Linked DNA regions of Homo sapiens: all the other regions are linked to region 3. A link is a contact called in ENCODE Hi-C or POLR2A ChIA-PET data. All regions are on one chromosome and are shown on one strand. Each heading gives the region's core, a stretch centred on a gene start or an enhancer-like site at or near the end of the contact. The rest is flanking DNA. Distances are from core to core; before and after follow the strand shown. Region 1 holds the start of SNHG33 (small nucleolar RNA host gene 33). Region 2 holds the start of YEATS2 (YEATS domain containing 2). Region 3 holds the start of PSMD2 (proteasome 26S subunit ubiquitin receptor, non-ATPase 2).

Region 1 (4,381 bases), core at 500-2,999, 850 kb before region 3:
CAGTGGTGTGATCTTGGCTCACTGCAGCCTCCACCTCCCGAGTTCCAGCGATTCTCCTGCTTCAGCCTCCTGGGTAGCTGAGATTACAGGCACACACCACCAAGCCTGGCTAATTTTTGTATTTTTAGTAGAGACAGGGTTTCACCATGTTGGCCAAGCTAGTCTTGAACTCCTGACCTCAGGTGATCTGTCTGCCTTGGCCTCCCAAAGTGCTAGGATACAGGCGTGAGCCACCGCGCCCGGCCATGAGTAAGAATTTCTATGGTCAATGTATACGTATATGCTGTATGGGTGTTTTATGAGACTTTGGTATAAATGTTATGCTCACTTCATGAATAGAATTTGAAATGCTTCCTCTTTTTTCTGTGCTTAAGGCAGAATCAACAGCAACCAACTCTCTGTTCCTTAAGTTTTCACAGAATTATCCTATGAAATAATTTGGGCCTGGTGCTTCTGTGGATTCAGCTATGGAGAAATGCAGTTCTCTAATAACATCTATTTCTTTTTTTCCTTTATTTTGAGACCGAGTTTCGCTCTTGTTGCCCAGGCTGGAGTGCAATGGCACAATCTCGGCTCACCGCAACCTCCGCCTCCCGGGTTCAAGCAATTCTGCCTCAGCCTCCCGAGTAGCTGGGATTACAGGCATGTGCCACCACGCCCGGCTAATTTTGTATTTTTAGTAGAGACAGGGTTTCTCCATGTTGGTCAGGCTGGTTTCAAACTCCTGACCTCGGGTGATCTGCCCGCCTCGGCCTCTCAAAGTGCTGGGATTACAGGCGTGAGCCACCGCGCCCGGCCAACATCTATTTCTTCTATGGTAATTGGTCTACTTAGAATTTCTATCTCTGGAATGTTTTGGTAAATTATATTTTCTTGGAATCTTGTCCATTTCATTCAAGTTTTCAAATTTATTATGTAGAACTGACTGATCATGCAATGCTTTTAAGTTTTCCTGTATCTATGGTTATTTCCCCTTTATCATTTTGTATTTTGATGTGCTCCTCTTTCTTTCTTGAGCCAACCACCCTATTGTTGCCTTTTTCAAATCTCTTATTAGTATTCCCATTTCCATTTCTATTTTTTATTTTCTTCTTTTATTCTTACGAATTCCTTCTTTCGGCTTTTCTTAGGTTTACCTTGCTATTTTTTCTGAATTATTTAATTTACTTTTATTTTGAATTTTTAAAAGCACTGTATTGGTATATCCCACAGGTACTAATATGCAGAGCTTGCTCTTTTTTTTTTCATTTTTAAGATATTCAGTAATCTCAGTTTTGAGATGGTTAAGAGGATTTCTTAATCAGTTTTTTTTTTTTTTTACATTTTGAAAATGTTATACAATTTTGCATTGTTTTATTCTCCACTCCTTTGTATCCTACGACAGTCTCCCGCCCCGTTTCTTCACCTCAGTTCTCTAAAGATTGAAGGTCAAGAGGAGGGTTTCTTGCCCTGGAGCCTGCGATAGGGTGGGCCCTTGCGGTTCTTGGGCGGAAACGGCGATAGGGACACCCAGGGCCTAAGGAGGCTGGGGACAGAGCAGATCCTCCCAGCCCCCAACATCACCCCGGAGTAGATGCAGACCCCCAGGGTCCCGGAGGCCGAGACCACACCCCGCGGGCACGAGCCCGATTGGCAGATTGTAGCCGAGTGGTTTCAACGGTGACGCCCCCCACCCGAATGCCTCGCTGGGATTGGCTCATTTCTTGGTTCAGACCTGGACGGTGGCCAGAGGAGGACAAGAGGCTTTTACACCGAACGGAGGTGATGTGGACGACAACGGAGACGCAGCCGCACTTCACCAAGCGGCCGGTCCGAGGGGACATGGCGGCAACCTCTGCAGCGTCAGTGCTGCTGGCGGGTGCAAGAAACTGGTGGCGACACTGCCTGAGCCCGCTGCTGTTGCCAAGGTGACGAGGCATAAAGCCGCGGTGGATCGGTGCGTGGGGGCGCGGGGTGGGTGGTGAAGGGAGAACGAAGCTCGAGCGGAAAGACAGGACCGCGACCGCTTGTCAGGGGATTCGGCTTCCAGTCCCCCTTCCAGAGGGCGTCCTTCTGCAGCCAGGCCTCTGTCTTCCCCCGCCCCCACACGGTACGAGCTACAGAATGCTTTTCTGTTTTCTCTTTTTCTATAGTAAGGAAGCGCTTTCCTTTCTCCCCCGTTTATTCATTTGCTTACTTCTGGTTCCCGTGTCCTTTTAACATGTCCCCCCGTCATTCTCTGTTTAAGGACACAAGATGTTCCAGGCTCATCTTGTACTTAGCTCCTGCCTTGGAATCAGACATTTCTCCAAAGAATCCTGGTTCCTTTTTTTGGAGAATGCTATTTTACAGCCGTATCTGGGCTGTAGGTTGTGTTCGTTGCTACTAGGATGCCATCGCTTCTAGACTGTCTCAGCAGACAACGCTAGGAAATTTTATGTATATATATATGTAGAGAGAGAGAGATGCAAACACACATATTTATGTACATATGTGTGTGTATGTACGTATATATACATGTATATTTATATGTATACACACACCCTCCCCACACACATCCATACATGCATCAATCCAGGCACATCTATATCTGTTTTATATCTATCTATCTACATGTATGTTTAAAAAACAGCTGACTTCATACTGTTAACTCAGTTCCAGTGCAGCATCTCACGGTTCAATCAGATTTGCCCTTTCTGTAATTGTAACTGTTTTCTGAGAGTGAGAAAGCTGGCTCTCCTTATCCACAAGATATTCACTTTTTTGCTCAATCGTGTGCAAAAAGTAGATTCAAAATTGCTAACCCATACCACTGTGTAAAAACAGACCAACTAGCCAGAGTTCAATATTGGTTTACAGTTATGTTTGTCTTTAGTTTCTGTAATTAAAACTGTATTATACAGGTTATGAAGGCAGTCATAGAGGTTTTATGACTATAGAGGTTACAAAGTCTCTATAATTAAGATGTGGAACTAGTGTGTGAATAATATAAAAAGACAAGTAGAATAGAATAGAAAATCCAGAAATAACCCCAAGTGCAGGTAGAAAGTTAAAGATAAAGGTGCTATCACATATCATTGGAGCAGAGTTGGGCTTTGTAATACACAGAGCTGGGCCAACTGGTTGGCCATTTGGAAAAAGATAAAATTAGATCTACACCTTATAGCGTAACAAAAATGAAGTCTAAATGGATCAGGGATCTAAATGTGAAAAATGAAACAATACAAGTACTAAAAAGAAAAAGGCTTTCTAACTATGACTCAAAAAACCATAAGCAATAAAATAAAAAGTTGATAAATTTGACCACATAAAACAAATAGCATGGCAAATACATCATAAAGTCAAAAGACAACTGAAAAAAAAAACTGGATTGGGAGAAAATATCTGTAGCACGTATCACGGGTAAAGGATGAAGATCTTTCATATTTAAATTTGAATTTTAAAACTTTTCCAAATCAATTTTCTCTGTTTACATTCAGCAGTGGCAAAGTGACTTTATCTTTTACATAAGAATATGTCAAAAAAGTAGCAAGTTATACTGCTTTTAAAGATAAGAGTCATCCGTTTAAAAATACTTATTATATCATGTGTCTTAGGGCCCCAAAGGAAACCCTAACACAGGAATTCCTGTGCAAATAATTAGAAAGTTTCCAGGAAAAAATCACAGGGTAATAGAGAAATAGAATAGAAAGGGAAGGAAGGCCAGTGAGCAAGCTGCTCTAAGCCTGTTCCCCTGGAGGTGGCTCAGTGCTGCTTAACTCTAAGTCAGTGTGCATGGTCAATCCCTGGAGTCGTCCTTACCAGAGAACCAGCAGGCTGGTGTGTTTATGTCTCTACCGAGTCATTAGTTAAGGTCTGCCCTCAGGGAGACCTAACTTCCCAGATACTTCGGGTTTTATAAAAATATAAAACATCATACTTAAGACTTAGTATAAAGTTGTCCATTCAGAACCTTCTTTTTAACTATTGTCCCTGTATGCAGGGAGTTTTTGTTTCAAATTAAACAAAAACTAGGGTTGCAGATATGGTTTATAGGACTGTATCTCAACAGACTGACAAACTGAAGCTTTCTTTCTGGGTAGACTGGGATCCATGCCTTTTCTGTTCACTGTTGTCAAGTTTAAATGCAGTGTGCAACATGAAAACCGCAGTGATGTGTTATTAGTTGGGAATCTTTGTCATTTGGGATATCTGCATGCTATCTGTTTTCAGAGCTCACTGCTGTATTAGCTATGAAGTAAAGCTTGTTTTAACAAAGCAATAGGCTTCATTAAGATCAAGGCTGTGTATAAGTCATGGTTTCCTACTGGAAAGATAATTATCTTTAAGGTAAATGATAACCAGTGAATACATATCGGAACAACTTCCCTGGAGATGTCAATGCAGAGCTTATTCCCTGTTT
Region 2 (4,401 bases), core at 1,342-3,841, 600 kb before region 3:
AAGTGATGTTTTTAAAAGGGCAAATAGGCTGGGTGTGGTGTCTCACGCCTGTAATCCCAGCACTTTGGGAGGCTGAGGCGGGCAGATTACGAGATGAGGAGATCGAGACCATTCTGGCTAACGCAGTGAAACCCCGTCTCTACTAAAAATACAGAAAATTAGCCGGGCATGGTGGCACGCGCCTGTAGTCCCAGCTACTCGGGAGGGTGAGGCAGGAGAATCACTTAAACCCAGGAGGCGGAGGTTGCAGTGAGCCAAGATCATACCACTGCACTCCAGCCTGGGCAATAGAGCAAGACTCAGTCTCAAAAGAAAAAAAAAAAGTTTCATTTTGGTGAATATTTGGGTAAACAGTTCAAAGTTGTAGTCTTATCAGAACTTTACCCTTCTTCCCCTTGACTTCCCAAGGCGGCCTACAGGATACAGGGGAAGCCTCAAGGCAGCGGTGGGAGGGGAGATCTGTGTGCGGGATTTCAAGCTATAGCCTGGGTTCTCACTGGCCTCTGCTGCTATGTCTCTGGTGACTTCTGGTCTCCACTGCCCTGCAGGCATCAGCTGCTGAGGTGGTTGGTTGGCAAGCTCATGACCTGTTGCTTTAGCACCTTCAGAGTTTGATGTCTCATCTTTCATCCCCACTCCTCCATCCCCGCTCCTCTCACCAGCTGACTTAGGGGTGCTTCAGCTCCACTGGTATCTTCAGTACTGCCTATCCTTGGGGTCTTAGCTACGTTCTGTAGCCATTCCCTGGCCATCAGCCCACCACAAGGCCTCTGCTTTAGGAAACCTGCCCCCTGGCACAGTGCCTATTGGTCTGTCCATGGCTCTTAACCATGCTACTTTCTGCATGCCAGGCAGGGAGCAACAAGAGAAGTCTGGAATTCTGACATACCTAAATGTGCAAGCTGCAGCGCTCCAGCAGCACTATTGCAGACTCCTCCCAACGCCATGGCCTGCTCCCAAGCCCTACTGTGTGAGCCTTCTCACAGACTTGGACAGCCTTCCAAGCTACACCAAGGGAAGTCAGCTTCTAGCTTTCTTGGCACTTATCTGGGTATTTCTATGCTTTCCACCTCACTGTTAAACCCTAAGAGTAGGGGAACACCAACACACTCATCCTGACCTGTGACCTCACCCCCTTCTCCATGAAATTTGTTTATCTCCCCAGTTCCTATTATCTCTTGAGTCTTAGCTTAAGGTTCAAGGAAGCCTTTCTTAGTTTTTTTTTTTTTTGAGATGGAGTTTCACTTTTGTTGCCCATGTTGGAGTGCAATGGCTCACTGCAACCTCCACCTCCCGAGTTCAAGTGACTGTCCTGCCTCAGCTTCCCAAGTAGTTAGGATTACAGGCATGCCCAAATACACCTGGCTAATTTTTGTATTTTTAGTAGAGACGGGGTTTCACCATGTTGGCCAGGTTGGTCTTGAACTCCTGACCTCAGGTGATCCGCCCGCCTCAGCCTCCCAAAGTGCTGGGATTACAGGCATGAGCCACCGTGCCCAGCCAGGAGGATCTCTCGAGCCCGGAAGTGTGAGACTAGCTGTGGTGATAGTGAGACCTGTCTAAAAAAACCAAAATTAGCCTGGGGGTGGTGGTTCACGCCTGTAATCCCAGCACTTTGGGAGGCTGAGGCGGGTGGATCACCTAAGGTCAGGAGTTCGAGAGCAGCCTGGCCAACATGGTGAAACCCTGTCTCTACTAAAAATACAAAAATCAGCCAGGCGTGGTGGCGCGCGCCTTGTAATCCCAGCTACTTGGGAGGCTGAGGCAGGAGAATCGCTTGAACCCGGGAGGCGGAGGCTGCAGTGAGCCAAGATCATGCCACTGCACTCCAGCCTGGCAACAGAGGGAGACTCTATCTCAAAAAAAAAAAAAAACACAAAAAACAAAACACCACTTATATTTATTATGCGTTGATAAAAACATTAAATACATTAAAAATTTGGTAACATGTATGTAAAGTATAAAAAAAAAAGTGAACTTCCTAAACCCACCACTCAGCTCCAGTAGTAAATCGTTATACAGTGAGAAGGGATTGAAGGGGAACAGAAGTTCCCCAAGACCAGTTGGGAGGCTATTCATAGTCTTGGGCAGAGAGATTACAGGGTCTTGGGTAGGGTGGTAGAGTTACAACGAAAGAGAATGTTGGCCTCAAGTGATATTTAGGTGGAAAACTGGACTTGGATTGTCACTAGCTAGTGTGACTGAGATAAGTCTCAAGCCTTCCCTGCCTCAGTTTCTTCATCTGTAAAATGGGCTAGAAATAACTACTGTTATTTTGTATACCCAGCACTTAGCACATGGGTTGGCACAAAGATGGCACACACAAACATCATAGTCACTATTGTGATTAATAGGGAAGCTCATACACGCCGGCAGAATGAATATTCTGTCAAACTTGGGGTTGAAATTCGCCATCTTCTGGGGCAGGAAAGTGATGGACGACTGTGCCTTTGCAAGAATCGACGCCCACACTGCCCAGGAAGTGCCCTCGCGGGCCGGGGTCCCAGCCCGGACCAGCCCCGCCCCGCCCCGCCCCGCCCTCATCCCTGGGAGCTCCGCCCCGAGGCCGCGCGCGCCGCCGCGCGCGCCCCGACGCGCCCAGCTGCTGACGTGCGGGGCGGAACGCGCCGGGCGGGCTCCACCGCGCCGTGTGCTTCCGCAGGTTGCGGGGGTCGCTGGGGCCTTGTGGCGGGGCAGCTCCGCGGGGCTTCGCCCGCTCTCTCACCTCGCCGTGCTCTCTCGCGGCGGCCGGCGGGGCCCGCGCTGCAGCCGGAGACCCGGAGAAAGGGTGAGTGTTGGCGGGCGCAGGAAGGGACCGGCCGGGAGCGCGCCCCGCTCTCCGGGGCATTGTTTGGGCGGGGGCGGCGCGGGCACGTGCGCGCCCCTCCCCCATCGGCAGGCAGCGCGGCAGCGGGACCCGGTGAGGCCCCGGGGCCGAGGGGAGGGCAGGGAGGATCCCAGGTGCGGGCCGGGGAGCCGCAGAAGCGGGAGCCTGGAATTGGAACGTGAGTTGGGGGCTTCCTCTTCAGCGGGGCGCTGCGCTGAGGGGATACGGGACCCCGAGCCACAGCGGCCGGAGCTTTTAGGATGTTAAGCTCTTGGCCTTGGAGGCAAGATTTGGCCCCAGCACCAGAAAGTCGTGGGTTTACCGAAAGGATCCTGGAATGCCCCTCCAACCTGTCGCCATCCCCACCGGGCCTCCCTGGGATGGAGGGGAGGGGTCAGAGAGGCTTTGGGGGTCCAGGGATGGGGCCGGGGCCAACGCGCCGGAGCTGCGGGCAGTGCGGGGCGGAGTGGAAGCCTCGGAAAGTGAGGACTCCTGCAGGAAAGGCTGGCTTGAAGGGCTGTGGCCAGACTGCAGAAGACAATGAGGTTTTCTCCATCATGAATGTGATTATGTTAAGAAATAGAAACCAGAGGAAGAGAAATGCCATCAGCAATCTTACAGGCCTGACACATCATTTTTTTTTAGTTTGATGTTGGCTAGTATTTTCATCTAAGCATTCAGCAGTTACAGAGTTGACCCACGTTTTCCATTCCCTTTTCTCGCTCACATGTAAAAAATGCGGTATAATATTATATAGAATTCAGCAATATCATTTCCCCTTTCTTAATGAGTAGAGGGTATTCAGCGTAGAAAAATTTAAAAATACAAGCAAAGCCAGAGAAAAATGCCCGCAGTTTTACGATCTAGAGATACTACCCTTGGATGTATATTCCTGTTTGTGTATACTCTTTAAAAGATAGGGCAGATGATGCCCTGATAAGGAGTTTAGTTTTTCCCGGGAAGCCTTTGAAGGTTTTGAGAAGGCGAGTAGCATGATCCGACTGCTATGTAGAGGAAGAGGGCTGGGGAGGAACCTACGAGGTCAGTTACTGTGCTCTTTGCAGTAGCTTGGACTAGGCCCGTGGCAGGGAGATGGGGAAGTATAAACAGATTTTTAAATGTTTTAAGGTAGAATGAACAAGACTTGGATTGGTGAGGGAATGGTGGGAATCTTTGCTTTTTTGATTTTTGTTTTGAGCAACTGAGTAGGTGGTGGTGCTGTTTACTGAGATGAAGAATGGAAGAGAGAAATTTGAGGTGGGAAAAACGAATTCTATTTTAGATGTATTAAATTTTAGATGCATGTTAGTTATGAAGTCGGTGTGTTGAGGCAGTTGGATGTAGAGGGCTGGAACTCAAGGAGGAGAGAGGCTAGAGCTAGAGATAAAAATCTGGGAGTGGCTGGGCGCGGTGCTCACACCTGAAATCCCAGCACTTTGAGAGACCGAGGCGGGTCGCTTGAGCCCAGATATTCTAGACCAGCCTTGGCTACAAGGCAGGAAGGACCCCGTCTCTTAAAAAAAAAAAAAATTGGGAGTGATCTGTACGTAGATGATATTCAAAGGTATGGTGCT
Region 3 (4,604 bases), core at 2,105-4,604:
ATGCAACCCAGATTCCCTGGGCAAGGCACATGTGACAACCAGACAGCTTCAGGAAACCTAAGCACACATTGAGCTGAAATCAAGCCAGGGAACACCTGTTTGTTGAACACTCTGCAGGTGCTTGGTTCCAGAGGCAAGCCAAGGTGAACATCAGGTAAGAGATGTAACCTTTACCCTTAGTAGCCCTGTCAGGCTGAGTATGCGTATGTGATATGCTCTGGTGTGTCCAGGCAGAAGGGGAAATAAGGGATGGTGCTCCTCGGTGGACACAGGGAAGCAATTATAGGTAAAGTGCTAGGCCATCCCTTATGCAGTCCCATTGGTAAGTCTAACTAATTCCCATCCACAATAAGCTAACATATGCCAAGAAGTATGATTTCACACCCTTGATAGCACTTTGGAAATGTCCGGGTGGAAGAGAGTCCCTCATAAAAATAAGCACAGTTTTCTGCAGGATTGGAGGTCCTATTTTTTTTTTTTAATTAAAAAAAGCAGGCTGGGCGCAGTGGCTCATGCCTGTAATCCCAGCACTTCGGGAGGCTGAGGTGGGTGGATCACTATGTCAGGAGTTCAAGACCAGCAGGAGAATCGCTTGAACCCGGGAGGCGGAGGTTGCAGTGAGCCGAGATCGTGCCACTACACTCCAGGCTGGGCGACAGTGGGAGACTCCATCTCAAAAAAAAAAAAAAAAAAAAAAAAAAAAAAAAAAAAAGCAGTTTTAGTGGGTCTATCATGATTTACAAATGGAGAAACCTCATGATTTTCCAGTGCCTAGTTCTGGCCTCCAAAGACAGCTCCCAGTGGGTTGTTATTATACACAAAGATGGCCTGAAGATGAATGCAAAGCCATTCATTCATTCATTCATTCCGCATGCATGCATTCTGCAAATATTTATCAAGGCTCACTACAAGCCAGGCGCTAGGCTGGAGGCTAGGAGCATAAAGATGAATAAGACACAGTTCCAGGCCGGGCGCAGTGGCTCATGCCTGTAATTCCAGCACTTTGGGAGGCCAAGGCAGGCAGATAACTTGAGGTCAGGAGTTCAAGACCAGCCTGGCCAACATGGTGAATCCCCGTCTCGACTAAAAATACAAACATTAGCGGGGTGTGGTGGTGCATGCCTGTAGTCCCAGTTACTTGGGAGGCTGAAGCAGGAAAATCACCTGAACCCGGGAGGCAGAGGTTGCAGCAAGCTGAGATCATGCCACTGCACTCCAGCCTGGACGACAGAGCGAGACTCCGTCTGGAAAAAAAAAAAAAAAAGAAGAAGGAAGTCATGGATAAAGAGGAGTTTTAGAAAAAAATCCCTCTACAGATGACTGAAGAAAGCATGAAAATGTATGGACACCGTGAAGCCAGAGATAGAATAGGCAGAACAGTTATGGACTGTTGAATTTTTGTCTGCAGACCAGCGCTGGGGGAGTCATTGGCAATGGCAATGGAAGGTCATGCCTAGAATCCAAGCACTGAGTGGAAAAGAGCAACAGGTATTTAAAATGGATTCAGACCTTTACTTCCGTATCTACACAAACATTTACCCAACATTCACTCTGTGATATGTTGTACTAGGTGTCTTTTTCTTCAATGTGTCAGAACCCATAAAATAAGATTGCTAGAAGACTCCTGAGTGTTCCCACTAGGTGAAAGGGAGAAGAGATACTTCCTTTTTTCTCACCTTACACGCACACACACACACACACAGCTGAAGAAGAAACTCTGGGGTTTGCCTAAAACAGTCAAGGGCTTTGAAGACTGAAAGACTGAGCTTTAAATTTTGATTCCGCCGGGCGCGGTGGCTCACGCTTGTAATCCCAGAACTTTGGGAGGCCGAGGCGGGCGGATCACCTGAGGTCGGGAGTTGGAGACCAGCCTGACCAACATGGAGAAACCCCGTCTCTACTAAAAATACAAAAATTAGCCGGGCGTGGTGGCACAAAAATTCAACAGTCCATAACTGTTCTGCCTATTCTATCTCTGGCTTCACGGTGTCCATACATTTTCATGCTTTCTTCAGTCATCTGTAGAGGGATTTTTTTCTAAAACTCCTCTTTATCCAGCTACTCGGGAGGCTGAGGCAGGAGAATCACTTGCACCCGGGAGGCGAAGGTTGTGGTGAGCCGAGATTGCGCCATTGCACTCCAGCCTGGGCAACAGGAGAGAAACACTATCTCAAAACAAATAAATAAAATAAAAAATAAATCCTCATTTTACTACTTGATATGATCTTCTCTGTAAAATGGACCTAACCCTACCAATCTCAAAAGATTGTAAGAAGTGCATGGAATCACTCGAAAGCAGTCCTGACATAAGCGCGTCAGTCACACGCCTCTAAGGCTTCACAGGGAAAGACGAGAAGATAGAGGACGAAGACCTTGTCTTGTTCTGCTTTTAGCTCCAGAACTTGGCGGGGAGCACAGGGCTTTATTGATCGATGTCAACTCCACCTGGCTCCCCAAAGTATTTAAAATGGTAGCCACGGGAATAGCAGAGTACTCTCTTTCAACTGGGGAGGAATATCAAATGAGGTTAATAGGCCGGGCGCGGTGGTTCACACCTGTAATTACAGCTCTTTGGGAGGCTGAGGCGGGCAGATCACTTGAGGTCAGGAGTTCGAGACCAGCCTGGCCAACATAGTGAAACCCCCGTCTCTACTAAAAAATACAAAAATTAGCTGGGCGTGGTGGCGGGCGCCTGTAATCCCAGCTACTCGGGAGGTTGAGGCACGAGAATCACTTGAACCTGGTAGGCGGAGTTTGCAGTGAGCCGAGATCGCGCCACTGCACTCCAGCCTGGGCGAGAGAGCGAGCCTCCTTCTCAAAAGCAACAACAACAACAAAACCAAATGAGGTTAATATTCCACAGTGGTGTGGGGCTAGACACAGTTACACAGACTTTATACAGGCGGCAATCAAGCGTCCTGGACGTCAAGAAATCTAGTTTGTCTGTCGCGCCACGCAGTCAACTGGAGTGTCACTGTGGGTTCTATTTACACCGTTATGAGAAAAACCTGTGGCGGAGTAAAACTCGGTAACTCCGCTCGCAGACCGCCCATCTACAGCAGTGAGCGAACCCAAACCCCACACGGCCAAGTCCCGCGGGTTTCAGGAAACTCCGAAGAGGTCGGGGGCCAGGGGCGACTATGGCGCGGGGGAGGCTGGGAATTGTAGTCTCCACCTGCCTCCGAGGGCGGGGTCCGAGGGCGGGGCTCTCAGGCCGAGGGGGTGGGTGGGTCGCCGAGCGCCCCGGCTCGCCCCGGCGTTTCCGGTCGCAGGCGGGCTCTGGAGGAGGAGGGGCGCCGCGACCGACGCGCGCGAGTTGGTCTGGGAAAAAGGGCGGTGCGAGCGGGTGCGCGCGCAGCGGGCCGGCAGTGGCGGCGGAGATGGAGGAGGGAGGCCGGGACAAGGCGCCGGTGCAGCCCCAGCAGTCTCCAGCGGCGGCCCCCGGCGGCACGGACGAGAAGCCGAGCGGCAAGGAGCGGCGGGATGCCGGGGACAAGGACAAAGAACAGGAGCTGGTGAGGCGCGACCCCGAGAGTCGGCGAAGGAGGCTGCGGGGCTGAGTCACGGCGGCTCCGCAGGCCTCAGGCCCGACACCCAACTACCCCACCGCGCCAGGGAGAGGGCGGTTGGGGCGACCCTCGGGACTCCCGGCACCTTGCCTCTCTGCTCCTCATTCTCCGTTCCGCGCTGTCACCTCCGCCGTCCCCACCAACCCTCACCACCGCCGCGTGAAGTGGACTCGGGCAGGTCATTGTCACCTCCGTTTCCTAGAGTGGCATTCAAGTAGAGCCTGATTCAGAACCCAGGCTGATTTCTCACCAGGGCTTCCCATTCCCACTCGGTTTCCTTGTCCACCTGGCCCCTCCTAAGGAGGCAGGCTTATTCTTCACCTGCCCCGGGTAAGTGGGAGGAGGACGTCTTTGGGATTCCTTCTCTTCATGAGCTGCTTCTCCCAACCCTCCAGTCTGAAGAGGATAAACAGCTTCAAGATGAACTGGAGATGCTCGTGGAACGACTAGGGGTGAGTCACGATGTTAACATGATTCGGTGCATGTTTGGATCTTTCCCACTTGTTTTATTCTTTTTTGAGGCAACTGCTATGTACGGTGGACTGTATTTTAGGGTCAGTGTTATGATGATGTTGGGAGGCAGGAGAGTTACAAAGGGTATTTGTACAGTTTTGCAGCTTTCTCTTGTGGGAGAAGCAGAGTTCTTACCTCTTAACTTGGGTCATTTGTTTTTGTGCCAGGCAGGGTGCAGGGAGTTGAGGAATCACAGATGAATGAATAAGACACAGCATTTCCTTGGAGGAGTTGTTAAGTTAAATATCTCTGTATTATGACTTGAAGGGGTGTGACTCCTTTTTGTCTGAGCCCTGTCGTCTCTTGATCAGGAGAAGGATACATCCCTGTATCGACCAGCGCTGGAGGAATTGCGAAGGCAGATTCGTTCTTCTACAACTTCCATGACTTCAGTGCCCAAGCCTCTCAAATTTCTGCGTCCACACTATGGCAAACTGAAGGAAATCTATGAGAACATGGCCCCTGGGGAGAATAAGGTAAAACTGTTTCAAACCTGGTGGAGGCCTAGTTTAGGAATTCCTT

The links. A loop is a pair of places that touch in the nucleus more often than their neighbours do. ChIA-PET counts read pairs that join two places held with the same protein, here RNA polymerase II (POLR2A). Pooled maps may share reads with other maps.
Region 1: a pooled map shows a loop between it and region 3 (2.9-fold over the local background). The contact joins the promoter of SNHG33 here to the promoter of PSMD2 in region 3. A Hi-C loop is called at or near these places in 1 of 50 pooled maps. POLR2A ChIA-PET finds 5 or more read pairs at or near these places in 2 of 52 experiments (GM12878 and OCI-LY7).
Region 2: a loop to region 3 is called in a map of B cell, with 11 times the contacts of the local background. The contact joins the promoter of YEATS2 here to the promoter of PSMD2 in region 3. A Hi-C loop is called at or near these places in 2 of 168 maps with a recorded cell type or tissue (B cell and naive thymus-derived CD4-positive, alpha-beta T cell), 1 of 37 single-sample maps with no recorded cell type and 10 of 50 pooled maps.

The regions. Positions count from the first base shown.
Region 1 is chr3:183,445,859-183,450,239 of GRCh38, forward strand. SNHG33 (small nucleolar RNA host gene 33) reads left to right here and starts at 1,750. Exons shown (of 4, transcript NR_038302.1): 1 at 1,750-1,907. RefSeq lists an enhancer at 1,417-1,952.
Region 2 is chr3:183,695,206-183,699,606 of GRCh38, forward strand. It overlaps YEATS2 (YEATS domain containing 2), which reads left to right and starts at 2,592. Exons shown (of 31, transcript NM_018023.5): 1 at 2,592-2,788. RefSeq lists a silencer at 2,497-2,966.
Region 3 is chr3:184,295,887-184,300,490 of GRCh38, forward strand. It overlaps PSMD2 (proteasome 26S subunit ubiquitin receptor, non-ATPase 2), which reads left to right and starts at 3,355. Exons shown (of 21, transcript NM_002808.5): 1 at 3,355-3,515; 2 at 3,965-4,021; 3 at 4,394-4,558. The coding sequence starts at 3,381. RefSeq lists a silencer at 3,023-3,362.